2 separate regions of the Homo sapiens genome follow, and region 2 is linked to region 1. A link is a contact called in ENCODE Hi-C or POLR2A ChIA-PET data. All regions are on one chromosome and are shown on one strand. The core of a region is the stretch at or near the end of the contact, and the rest is flanking DNA. Distances in the headings are between cores, read along the strand shown.

Region 1 (6,163 bases), core at 1,053-3,552:
TCTTAGCATCCCAGAAGCTCCAGGCGGAAAAGCCAGACCCTCTCTGCCTTCTTCCCCATGCCCTAGGACTTTTCTGAGCTCCCTGCTCAGCTCTACGGAGCCTTTCCTCCTGTTCCCCATGGGTCGGCCTGCCCCTTGTCTTCTCAGCCGCTGGCTGGCCTGGGGCCTCCACTGTCCCCTCCGCACACCGGCCGACTTCTAAAAGCCTCTTCCACCACCACTATGCAGGACACTCAGGCCTCATGGTACTGGGCTCCACTCCCACAGCCAAGGGCCTCCCCGACCACCCTCCAGCTTATCCCGGAGCTTCAGTCCCCCCAAACTCCAGGGCCTTTTCCCCACACCCCCTCCTCATGGCATAACTCAAACTCCGCGCCCTGCAACCTCGAGTCCTCAAAGTCCTCACTCCTGTCCTGACCAGGGCCTTCCTCCTGCAAAGACGCCACGGCCACCCGCAAGGCCTCCTGGTGGAACCTCCCCCGCGCCGCTTCCAGGCCCGGGGCCTGCTCTCCTGCCCCCCTCCCCAGCAGGCCTCGGCCGGGCCTGCCACCTCTTCGCCCAACTCCAACCCCGGCCTCCCGACCCCACCCTCACAGAGCCAGCAGCCTCTCAGGCCCGAGGCCTCCCCTGTCCCCAGCGCGGCTAGGCCTGCTTGGCAGAGCCTCACTTTCCCCTCTTTCACTTGCCCCACGTCGGACCCAAGTTTCCCTCGTCAGCGGCCAGGCCGCGGCCAGCGGTCCCCAACCCACAGCCCCGCCTCCCAGCCCAACTGGCCGGTTCGCCCTCCCCGGCCGTTCATCCCGGCGCCCCAGGCCGCCCTCCATCCAGGCCCGGCCCTTTGGTCCCGGCCGCCTTCAGGCCTGGGGCCCCCGTTCACTCCCATTCAGCCCAAGGCCTCTTGGCGGCGCCGCGCCCCCTGCCACGGCAGCCCGGCAGTCCGGGATCCCCGGGCCGTCGCCCCGCTTGGGGCCTCCTTGGCCCTTCCCGCCTGTCCGTCATTCGAGCCTCCCTCGCTTGTTTAAGCCGCTCCGGGCCCCCCTCCACTCGCTCTCCGGTCCCTCCTCGCCGCTCGAGCCGATCCGAGTGGCCTCCGGCGCTCCCTGTCCTGCGGGTCGCACGGTCGCTCGGTCGCTTAGTCAGTTTGGCACCCGAGACCCCGGTTGTCGGTTCGCTCCCGTCAGCCCTGGGCCGTCAGACAGGCCGCGGCGCCCCGACCCTTTCGTTCGGCCTCTCCCCCTGCCCCATTCCCTCGCTCTCCAATCTGCTGTCCTCCCCTCCGCCCATCGGCTTGGCCTCCGGAATCTCGACCCCCGTGGCGTGTCAGGCAGATGCTGGAGCCCCGGGGCCATCAGTCAGGTTCGGTGGCCCCGGGCCTGGCCTGGCCTTGCCTTAGGCCGGGCCTCCTAACCTCGGCCCCTGCCCTAGGGCAGCCGGGCCATCGCTGCCCACCGGTTCGACATCCGAGACTCTCCTGCCCGGCCCAGCCGAGTGTCAGTTCGCGCGGCCCACAGCCGCAATCCAGCCTCAGTCGCCCGGGCCCAGCCTGCTTCGCTCCAGACCGGGCCTCCTGGCCTCGCCCCCCGCGCCCCCGAGCCAGGCCGCGGTGCGGGTCAGCCTGCCCATTTAGGTCTCCGTCTTTACTCTGTCCAGCCCTGTCAGTCACAAAATTCATTCTCCGATCCTACGAGCTGGCTTTCAGCGCCCCAGGCTGGGCCTTGCCCCGGGCCTCCCGGCCTCGCCCCCCGCGCCCCCCGGCCGCTGGGCCGCCCCTTGCTCTTAGCCAGAGGTAGCCCCTCACCCCGCGACTTACCCCACACCCCGCTCTCCAGAACCCCCATATGGGCGCTCACCGCCCGCCCGCACAGCTCGAACAGGGCGGGGGGAGCGTTGGGGCCCGAGGCCGAGCTCTTCGCTGGCGCCGCCTCCCGGGACGTGGCCTCCATGGTCGTTGCCGCCGCTACCTCACAGAACCAGCAACTCCGGGCGCGCCAGGCCTCGGGCGCCGCCATCTTGGGGAGGTGCGCGAGCCCGAGAGTGTCGCCCGCGGACCGCCATCTTGAAAAGGTCAGCAGTTAGGACGGCTCCATAAGCGATATGGGGAAGAATGTGAATTATTCTAAAGAAATTTCGAAGAAATTAGCACACTTTCCAAGTCTCTTAGGAGCTACTATTTTAGATAAACTCCTAGATCAATTATACTTGGGTGTGGTATGACTAAGGGGATGTTTCTTAGCAAAGCCTCCTCGGGTGCAAACATCAGCTACCCCTAACCTCTGCCTGCGGCTGGTAGTACATGCCAATCTGAGCATGTGTTCGCGACCACGATGAGTGTGCCGCACTTCCGGCCAGATCGCCGGATTTCCGCTGAGTGACCCTTACAAGTCCTTCTTGATCCTGAACTGGGTTAGGTGCCGCTGTTGCTGCTCGTGTTGAATCTAGAACCGTAGCCAGACATGGGACTGGAGGACGAGCAAAAGATGCTTACCGAATCCGGAGATCCTGAGGAGGTAAGGCAAGGCGATCCACTCGGCCCTCTTCTCTGCCCTGAAGCCCAGGACCTAGCCCGCCAAAACACGCACGGGGCCCTCTTAGCCCCCAGTTTACCCTCTAGGGTTTGCATAGTCGGGAGCTCTAGTTCCCTCGACCTTTCCCCAGAATTCGTCCGGTGACTTTGGACAGATAGATGACTAGTTTTTCTCTGGGCCTCGGCTTCTGCATTCTGTGAATGTAGTGAAGGTTTGAGAGCGAAAATGTTTTGTGGACTAAAGTCTTGTAAAAATATGACCTATGTTTGCAGTCAGTCAGATGTTCTGAAGCCCGCGTTTCACAGATTTGGGGAGCAAACAGACCGCCTTGCCCCAGCTCAGGTTAGGAATCCCTACCACATCTTCTATGGAGGTTCGGAAGACCTGGCCTTGTGTTCCTTTTCTTTGAGGAAGGTGTGTGTCTTTGGGGACAATGAAAGAATGTACGATGTGATTCTGTGATGGAAGAGGGAGCTCTTTCCCAGAGAAAGAGTGCTGCTATAATTATTGACTGCTTGCTATTCCAAGTGCTTTATATGCACTAATTAATTTTTTTTTTTTTTTTGAGATGGAATCTCGCTCTGTCGCCCAGGCTGGAGTGCAGTGGCGTGGTCTCGGCTCGCTGCAACCTCCGCCTCCTGGGTTCAAGCGATTCTCCTGCCTCAGCCTCCCAGGTAGCTGGGACTACAGGTGTCCGCCACCACGCCTGGCTAATTTTTGTGTTTTTAGTAGCGACGGGGGTTTCACTCTGTTGGCCAGGCTGATCTCGAACTCCTGACCTAGTGATCCGCCCACCCCGGCCTCCCAAAGTCCTGGGATTACAGGCGTGAGCCACCGCGCCCGGCCCTAATTCATTTCATCTACACACTATTCCTATGAAGTAAGTGTTGGGTACTATTAGTGCCATTTTTACAGATGAGGAAACAAGCATAGAGGTTAAATATCTTTTCTAAGGTCATGCAGCTACCAAATTGGTGCAGCCAGGAATTGCGGCCAAGCAGCGCGGTTCTAGAACCAGGACTCTTATCAATTTTGCGACACAGCTACTAGTTGTTTCTAATCTCATTTCCTGTCCGTCTGTTCTCTGGTCACTTGGGGGCAGCCATTCTGGGCTGTGGGTTCAGAATAATTGGAGACTTATTTATCCCTTAATTTTTCTAGTCTTATTATTTCTAAAAAGAAATAGAACCTGAGGCCGGGCGCAGTGGCTCACGCCTGTAATCCCAACACTTTAGGAGGACGGCCGAGGCAGACAGGTAGCATGAGTCCAGGAGTTGGACCAGCCTGGGCAACGTGGCGAAACCCCGTCTCTACAAAAAATATAAAAATTAGCCGGGCATGGTGGTGAACGCCTGTGGTCTCAACTGCTCGGGAGTTTGAGCCCAGGAAGTCCAGGCTGCAGTGAGCCGTGATCGTGTCACTGCACTCCAGCCGAGGCAACCCGAGTGAGACCCTGTCTCAAAAAAAAAAAAAAAAAAAAAAACTAAAGAAAGAAATGGAGCCTGCCTCAGAAAGGTCAGCAAGATCCACCGCTGCAATAGATGAGAAAAAGCAAGTAATTAAGCAGTCAGTTTTAAACTAGGGTATTCTGGCCGGGCGCGGTGGCTCATGCCTGTAATCCCAGCACTTTGGGAGGCCGAGGCGGGTGGATCGGGAGGCCGAGGCGGGTGGATCGGGAGGCCGAGGCGGGTGGATCAGGAGGTCAGGAGATCCAAACCATCCTGGCTAACATGGTGAAACCCCTTCTCTACTGAAAATACAAAAAATTAGCCGGGCGTGGCGGCGGGCGCCTGTAGTCCCAGCTACTCGAGAGGCTGAGGCAGAATGGCGTCAACCCGAGAGGCGAAGCTTGCAGTGAGCCAAGGTCGCGCCACTGCACTCCAGCCTGGGCGACAGAGCGAGACTCCGTCTCAAAATAAATAAATAAATAAATAAAATAAAATAAACTATGGTATTCTATGAGGAACCCATAATTTTTTTTTTTTGAGACGGAATCTTGCTCTGTCTCCCAGGCTGGAGTGCAGTGGCGTGATCCGGCTCACTGCAACCTCCGCTCCCGGGTTCAAGCGATTCTCTTTTGCCTCAGCCTCCTGAGTAGCTGAAATTACAGGCGCACGCCACCTAATTTTTGTATTTTTAGTAGAGACAGGGTTTCACCGTGTTAGCCAGGATGGTCTGGATCTGACCTCCTGATCCGCCCTCCTCGGCCTCCCAAAGTGCTGGGATTACAGGCCTGAGCCACCGCGCCCGGCTGAGGAACGCAAAATTATTGAGGATTAAATCTTTTTATCTGGTGTGATCTTGGTTTTTCTCAGTGACTGGAAATTTTACATGTAGCAATCCATATTCAAACATATTTGGATTTATTTTTTCAAAACCTGCCATGTTATTTTTGACACAAAATTATCAGTGACACAGAATTACCAGTGTTGTAGCATTGCTAATAGGGAAATGATATAAGGGTCTTGTATCTACGGTCCTAATTTCTGTTTTCTAACTCGGGCAGAATGTAATTTTAGTTTTTTTGGGAAAACTTTTTCAGTTTTTTTTTTTTTTTTTTTGTGACGGAGTCTCGCTCTTGCCTGGCTGGAGTACAGTGGCGCGATCTCACTGCAACCTCTGCCTCCTGGGTTCAGGCAATGCTCCTGCCTCAGTCTCCCGAGTAGCTGGGACTACAGGCGTGTGCCATCACGCCCAGCTAATTTTTGTAATTTTAGTAGAGATGGGGTTTCACCATGTTGGCCAGGATGGTCTCAATCTCTTGACCTCGTGATCCTCCTGCCTTGGCCTCCCAAAGTGCTGGGATTACAGACATGAGCCACTGCACCCGGCTTTCAGTATGTTTTTTAAAAGAGCAGCATTAAGAAACCTTGTTAATGAAAAACTAGAATTTACATCCTAAATAGCATCTTCATATTTAGAAGAAACCTTTGCCAATTGTGAGAATAAATAGCCTGGATTCCAAATTGAACCTTTCCTACCCCTCACTCCCAGCTTGTATGAGCTTTGGTGGCTTCACTGAATGGCATGGTAGAGGATGAAACATGTATTAGGACTTTTTTTGGAGACGGGGTCTCACTCTTGTCACCCAGACTGGGGTGCAGTGGTACAGTCATAGCTCACTGCAGCCTCAAACCCCTGGGCTCAAGGGATCCTCCCACCTCGGCCTTCTGAGTAGCCATGACCACAGACGTGCGCCACCATGCCCGGCTAATTTATTTATTTTTGAGACGGAGTCTCTCTGTCGCCCAGGCTGGAGTGCAGGGGTAGGATCTTGGCTCCTGCAACCTCTGCCTCCTGGTTTCAGGTGATTCTCCTGCCTCAGCCTCCTGAGTAGCTGGGATTTCAGGCGCGTGCCACCATGCCCAGGTAATTTTTGTATTTTTAGTAGAGACGGGGTTTCACCATGGTGGCCGGGCTGATTGAGAACTCCTGACCTCAGGTGATCTGGCCACCTCAGCCTCCCAAAGTGCTGGGATTACAGGTGTGAACCACTATGCCCAGCCTGTTTTTAATTTTTTTAGAGATGGGGTCTTGTCATGTTGCCCAGGCTGGTCTCAAGCAGTCCTCTCACCTGGCCCTGTATTGGAGTTCTGAAAACATGATTCCTGAGCTAGTTCTTTTTATTTCCCTAGATA
Region 2 (6,163 bases), core at 2,186-4,685, 220 kb after region 1:
TGCGCTGGGGTGTGTCTGTGTTGTTATAAGTCTATCTGCAGGTCTGAGAACCTGTGCTATGAATTCCTAAGTGTCTGCTTGCATCTGTGTGTGTACGAGCACATTCACGATGAGCAGGAGAGACAGCGCGAGATAGACGGCAAGACCGTACATATAGGCAATAAGTGCAGAAAAAATGCACAGCCAGGAAGTTCTTGCTGTGAAACCCTGGTCCCTCCAGCTGCATTTCAAGAAAAAGAAGACAAGAGATCTCTGCTCAGTCCTGGCTGCTTTGGCTCCACCTTCTTCCCCGGTGCTCCAGAGTGCCGGCGCAGGGCCAAGAGCCAGAAGAGGTGGTGCATGCACCTGGCTGAGGTTTAGGGGAGGTGACAGTCTCCTCTGTCTGCGGATTTCCTGGTAGGAGAACCCAGCAGACCTGAATGTATGCAGGCAGCTGTCTGCTAGGCTTCCCAGGGGCGGGCCCTGACCTCCCCACTTCCCAGGTCCACCCCAGGAGACGCATTCCTCTCTCCCCAGCGGGCTGAGGATTAGGGCGGGGAGCGTCTCCCTTTCACCTTGTCCCCTGCCTCCCTGGGAGGGGCTGAGAGATCAAATATCTGCCTCAAATCTCCCACTGCTCCCTCCCCTGGCCTGAGCCATTGACTGCCTCCTACGTACTTCAGCCCCAAGGGACACACCTTCCCTGGCATAAAGGGTACCCTGGTAACACTGCAGTTCAAATCACTCATGCACTCAGCATACACAGAGCACCTGCTGTATGCCTATGCCTGTGCTGGGAGCTGGCTACATAGAAACAAGTAAGGAAAACACTACAACACAGGGTGATATGGTGTTCAAAAAATGGAGACCTTGGGATGGGCACAGTGGCTCACGCCTGTAATCCCAGCATTTTGGGAGGCCAAGGTGGGCAGATCACCTGAGGTCAGGAGTTCGAGACCAGCCTGGCCAACATGGCAAAACCCTGTCTTTACTAAAAATAACAAATATTAGCCAGGTGTGGTGGCGTGTGCCTGTAATCCCAGCTATTCAGCTACTCGGGAGGCTGAGGCACAAGAACTGCTTGAACCTGGGAGGCGGAGGTTGCAATGAGCCACGGCACTACTGCACTCCAGCCTGGGCGACAGAGCGAGCCTCTGTCTCAAAACAAAAAACAAAAAACAAACAAAAAAAAGGATACCTGTGGGAGCACAGAAGAGGACCCCTAGCTCAGTCTAGGGAGATCAGAAAGGCCCCTTGGGAGGGAGACTTTTGACCTGAGTCTCATGGGTCCAGTGTTCACCAGGAAGTCAAAGAGAAGGGTGCCCTGGGAGAGGCATAGCTCATAGAAAGCTGCAGGATTGAGCCAGCTTGCCAAAGCCCTGAGCCCTGAAAGAACAAGGGACTTGTCTGGGTGGGGCTTGAGGATGGTGGGGGTGGTGCCAGCCAGTGAGGATGAGGAGGGAAACAAGGACCTTGGACTGAAGCCCAAGGGCCAAGGGTGTGGGAGGCACTGGAAGCTATTCCCAGTGAGGGAGTGGGGTGATCTATGCGTATTTTAGTAACCCCCACTTTCGCTGCATGGTGGCTCATGAGAAGGAGGTGGGGGCAGGAGATCAGAGAGGAGGCCAGTATCTGTCACGTCCTGGTGAGAGGAGGGTGGCATCCATCTGGACTGGGGGAGGGAGTGCAGAGCAGGGGTCTGATTGATGAGAGATTTCGGAAGGAAAATTGTTGTGGTGATTTTAAGCAGGATGGGGAGGGTCAAGGGTACTTTCAAGTCTCTGGCCAGGCAATAGGGTAGATGGAGACCCCTACTCTGTTGGAGTGGAGTGAGTGTCCGAAAATGATCCTGAGCTCAGGGTAGTCTTGTTTGCTGCATTTGAGGAGACTTCTATTTATTCAAGGGAAGATGTAGGGTCTGTCTCTGCTGCTGACACAGACTTTCTCTGTGCCTGGCACCTTACACGTAAGAAGCCACTTGGCTGGGCATGGTGGCCCACTCCTGTAATCCCAGCACTTTGGGAGGCCGAGGCGGGCATATCATGAGGTCAGGAGTTCAAGACCAGCCTGGCCAATAGGGTGAAACCCTGACTCTACTAAAAATACAAAAGTTAGCCGGGCGTGGTGGTAGGCACCTGTATTCACAGCTACTCAGGAGGCTGAGGCAGAAGAATTGCTTGAACCCGGGAGGCAGAGATTGCAGTGAGCTGAGATTGCAGCACTGCACTCCAGCCTGGGCAACAGAGTGAGACTCTGTCTCAAAAAATAATTAATAATAATAATAATAAATAAAAGAAGTCACTTAATCCTTACACAACTCTATGAGGTAGGTACTATTACTATCCTCATTTACAGATGGGAAAACTGAGGTACAGAGTGGTTAAATAACTTGCTGAGGGGCCACATAGCTAGTCATGGGCCAACCAAGGGATGAACCTGGCTGGCCTCAGAATCCATGCTCTTAGCCTTGATGGTTGTCACAGGGAGATGGTGAATGAAGCCACGTTGCTAAATGAGATTACAGAGAGAGAAGCAGAGGATGGGACCTCAGGGAAACGCTGACCACAAAGAGAAGAAGAAGCTACTGGTGGAGCCAGGATGAGCTAAGCCTGGCTTGCTGTTTACTGAGGGCAAATAACTATCCCTCTCTGGTCTGCAGTTTCCTATTCTGTTGAATAGGAATCTTTAACCAGGTCCAGCCTGCTTCCTGGGTGACTCAGAGGAGGTAAAAAGGAGAAGGCACTGGGGAGGCTGAGAAGCTGAGCAGTTCTAGGCCCAGCATGCCGTTGGTGCTCAGATAGCCCATGGTGGGGGAAATGGGAAAGGTAGGGGGCTCCCCGAAGCTTCTCTCCAAATTCCCCATGTTCTCTCTTTCTTTTTTTTGAGATGGAGTTTTGCTCTTGTTGCCCAGGCTGGAGTGCAATGGTGCGGTCTTGGCTCACTGCAACCTCCACCTCCCGGGTTCAAGGGATTCTCCTGCCTCAGCCTCCCCAGTTGCTGGGACTACAGGCGCTGACCACCACTCCTGGCTAATTTTTTGTATTTTTAGTAGAGACGGGTTTCACCATGTTGGCCAGGCTGGTCTCAGACTCTTGACCTCAGGTGATCCACCTGCCTTTGCTTCCCAAAGTGCTGGGATTACAGGCGTGAGCCACCGCCTGGCTGAGCCATGGCGCCCGGTAGTTCCCCCTTCTCTTAGGCCTTGGCCAATGTTCTTGCAGCTCAGGGGTCTGGTTCCTTAGGGGCCCTCAGGGAAGGGGCCCCTGCTGAGAGGGTCTGGGGAATGGACCCCTTTAGGGCTGGGCACTTCCCTCATCTCTTTCCCACAGAGCTGCTCTGGGCTGGAGCCCTCCACCCCCATCACTCATTCTCCTTTAGCTTCTGGGAAAGCCGATTAGGAGGTGGCCTTCTACCCGCCCCCCTGACAAGTGTGTCTGAACTTCCAACAAAGGCCCTCAGAGGGTTGCAGAGGGAGGGCTCAGCACTGGGAACCTGACACCACTGGCCAGGGATCACCCCAGCAGCCTAGGAGGCAGCTCTGTGGGGCTGCCCACCCCACGGCAGGCAGGAATGTCGCTCTGAGAGGGGACCTGGTCCCACAAAGGCCTGGGGGCTGGGCTGAGGCAGGCTGGAGAGGTCTTCACCTGGGAGGCCTCACAATAAGGAAGACAGCAAGGGCCAGCACCCAGGAAGGCACGTGGGAATAGGCATACACGCCCCCACACACTGACAGCCTCTCACACACATTCCCCATACATTCACAGCACACACGCACACACGCATCCTCTCACACCCCTGGGACATGTTGACTTCTGCACTGGACCACACAATCCCAGGGTGTCTGTCTCCCTGTCTCTCATGCCTGTGTACACAGCCCCACTGCAAACCGGCAGACACACAGCCACGCTCTGTCGCCTGATGCTCCACACACCCGCTCCACCCCCAGACATGCATTCTTCCCGGCTTGCTCACACTCCAGACAGCCCCTGAATGCTCAGTGGCACCAGCTCCCCTGTACAGACAGCCTCTCGAGCCAAACTGCTGGCCTGGTGCCCACAGAGACTTGGTGGCGGCTGCCCTGTGATTGTGGAAGATGCCACCCAAATGCCCACATAAGAGTCAGACACTGGTCCCAGCTGCCATGTGAACACCCATGTGCACCAACCCACACATCCACCCCAAGGGGCTGCCTTGAGCCCACCTCTTCACAGCATGCTCCCTCCTGCAGCAGCCTCATGGGCGTGTGACCCATGCAGTCACACAGGGCCCTGGGCTCAGAGGGCCCGCAATGTTCTGATGTCACCATCTTGAAATCTTTACATTTTAAGCAAGGGGCCCTGCATTTTCATTTTGCCCTGGACCCCATAAAATATATAGCTGGTCTCACTCCCACCCCATTTCTATTTATTTATGTATTTATTTGAGACAGAGTTTTGCATTTGTTGCCCAGGCTGGAATGAAATGGTGTGATCTTAGCTCACTGCAACCTCTGCCTCCTAGGTTCAAGCAATTCTCCTGCCTCAGCCTCCCAAGCAGCTGGGATTACAGGCGCCTGCCACCACACCTGGCTAATTTTTTTGTATTTTTAGTAGAGACAGGGGGTTTCACTATGTTGGCCAGGCTGGTCTCGAACTCCTGACCTCAGGTGATCCGCCTGCCTCAGCCTCCCCAAGTGCAGGGATTACAGGTGTAAGCCACAGTGCCCAGCCCACCCCATCTCTTTCAGCTAAGTCACTGGCCCTTCTGTGGCTTCAGAAACCCAAGGCCTCCAGAAAGCCCTCTGCTTCTCCCACCTGCCCAAGGGCCACCACTTCCTCTTCCAGCCACGGTTTCCTTCTCCACCCCATTCCTCATCAGGCAACTGAGTGTGAGGGGTGGAGGGAACTACCAAGAGCATCCTATACACACCTCCTCCTAGTGTCACCTTGGGGCTCAGTATTCTCCTTGGTAAAGTGGGGCGAATGATAATGCCTACTTCAGGGTTCTTTGTTAGGAATAAAAGATAACATCTGTAAAACACTTAGCACAATTTTGGCATTTAGTAAATGCTCAATACTTGCTTGTTTTTTTTTTTTAAATTTGTTTTTACTTTTATTATTTGAGATGAGGTCTCACTGTTATGCCCAAGCTGGTCTCTAGCTCCTGAGCTCAAGTGATCCACCCACCTTGGCCTCCCAAAGTGCTGGGATTACAGGCATGAGCCACGACGCCCGGCCAATACTTGCTTGTTATTATTGCACTTATTACATTATGATAAGTGCCACTAAACAAAAGTAGACTCAGTTCCTGGCCCTATATATAGTCTAATGGATAAAATGGAGATTACTCAAATAATCACACATATATCCACGTAAAGGAGCAGGGGTGAATGAGAAGTGCACACGTCTCTGACCTCGAAGGGCTTACGGCTAACAGGAGGGGCAATCTGAGGCTAGATTCAGGATCAATCTAGGGCAAGACACAGCTCGATTAGAGGTCAGAGTTGGAGCTCAGAATGGGCCATGGCAGGACTCAGTTTGGGGCAGGGCCGGCTCAGTCTGTGACTGGTGCCAAGTCAGTCACAGTTTCATTTCTAGCACTGACTCACTGTGGACTATTTAATAAGCTGCTAGGCTTCTGGGAACCTCTGTTTCATCATCTGTAAAATGGGGAGGTCTCTGTCTACCCCCAGGCTTGTGGGAGTTGAGTGCGGTAATAATGGAAGTGAAGGATTAAGCTTCTGTTGCCACCACTAATGACTCCAAGCCCGGCCCCCTGGGGCTCTCCTCCCCCAGCTCCTTCCAGGCCGGGGAGGCTGCGTGGCCCTCACCCATGTCTCCCGCTGCGGGAAACTGCCACCTCAGCCTGGGATCCTTTCCAAGAAGAGTCTGGAGATTTCACAAAGACCTCTGAACAACAAAAGTTGCAGAAGCGATATTTCCTCCTGGGGTTGACCGCCCCGTGGCTCCTTTATCTTGGCAGCCAGGCTTGAAGAGCTGTTCTTGGAAAGAGCCTGTGTGGGCGTGTGTGGGTGCACGTGGGTGTGAGTGTGTGTACAAGCTGCTCTTTGTTGTTGGTCTCATCTAAGCGGGACGATAGACCCGCAGGCCTGGGTCCTTCCCAGGTCACCCTGCCCATCTCCTGGCCTCTGCACAGCATGTGCTGGGCAGCCAGGAGGGAGGGAACACATTCTTTTTTACCTTAG

Evidence for each region. A loop is a pair of places that touch in the nucleus more often than their neighbours do. ChIA-PET counts read pairs that join two places held with the same protein, here RNA polymerase II (POLR2A). Pooled maps may share reads with other maps.
Region 2: a loop to region 1 is called in a pooled map, with 10 times the contacts of the local background. The contact joins the enhancer-like site here to the promoter of LRRC41 in region 1. A Hi-C loop is called at or near these places in 5 of 50 pooled maps. POLR2A ChIA-PET finds 5 or more read pairs at or near these places in 2 of 52 experiments (HEK293 and WTC11).

The regions. Positions count from the first base shown.
Region 1 is chr1:46,301,314-46,307,476 of GRCh38, forward strand. LRRC41 (leucine rich repeat containing 41) reads right to left here and starts at 2,303. Exons shown (of 10, transcript NM_006369.5): 1 at 1,811-2,303. The coding sequence starts at 2,009. It overlaps UQCRH (ubiquinol-cytochrome c reductase hinge protein), which reads left to right and starts at 2,385. Exons shown (of 4, transcript NM_006004.4): 1 at 2,385-2,507. The coding sequence starts at 2,454. RefSeq lists enhancers at 1-225, 226-808, 1,839-2,238, 1,974-2,557, 2,558-3,139 and 1 more and silencers at 509-1,058, 1,089-1,158, 1,509-1,658, 1,689-1,738, 1,789-1,848.
Region 2 is chr1:46,516,761-46,522,923 of GRCh38, forward strand. No RefSeq gene overlaps it. Among named protein-coding and RNA genes, the nearest start is that of TMEM275, 16 kb to the right of the region's middle. RefSeq lists enhancers at 177-1,028, 5,460-6,163 and a cis regulatory region at 5,416-6,163. Within about 2 kb of position 3,436, at least 2 of the 41 ENCODE cell types and tissues checked have a DNase peak (open chromatin) inside an H3K27ac peak, as active enhancers do.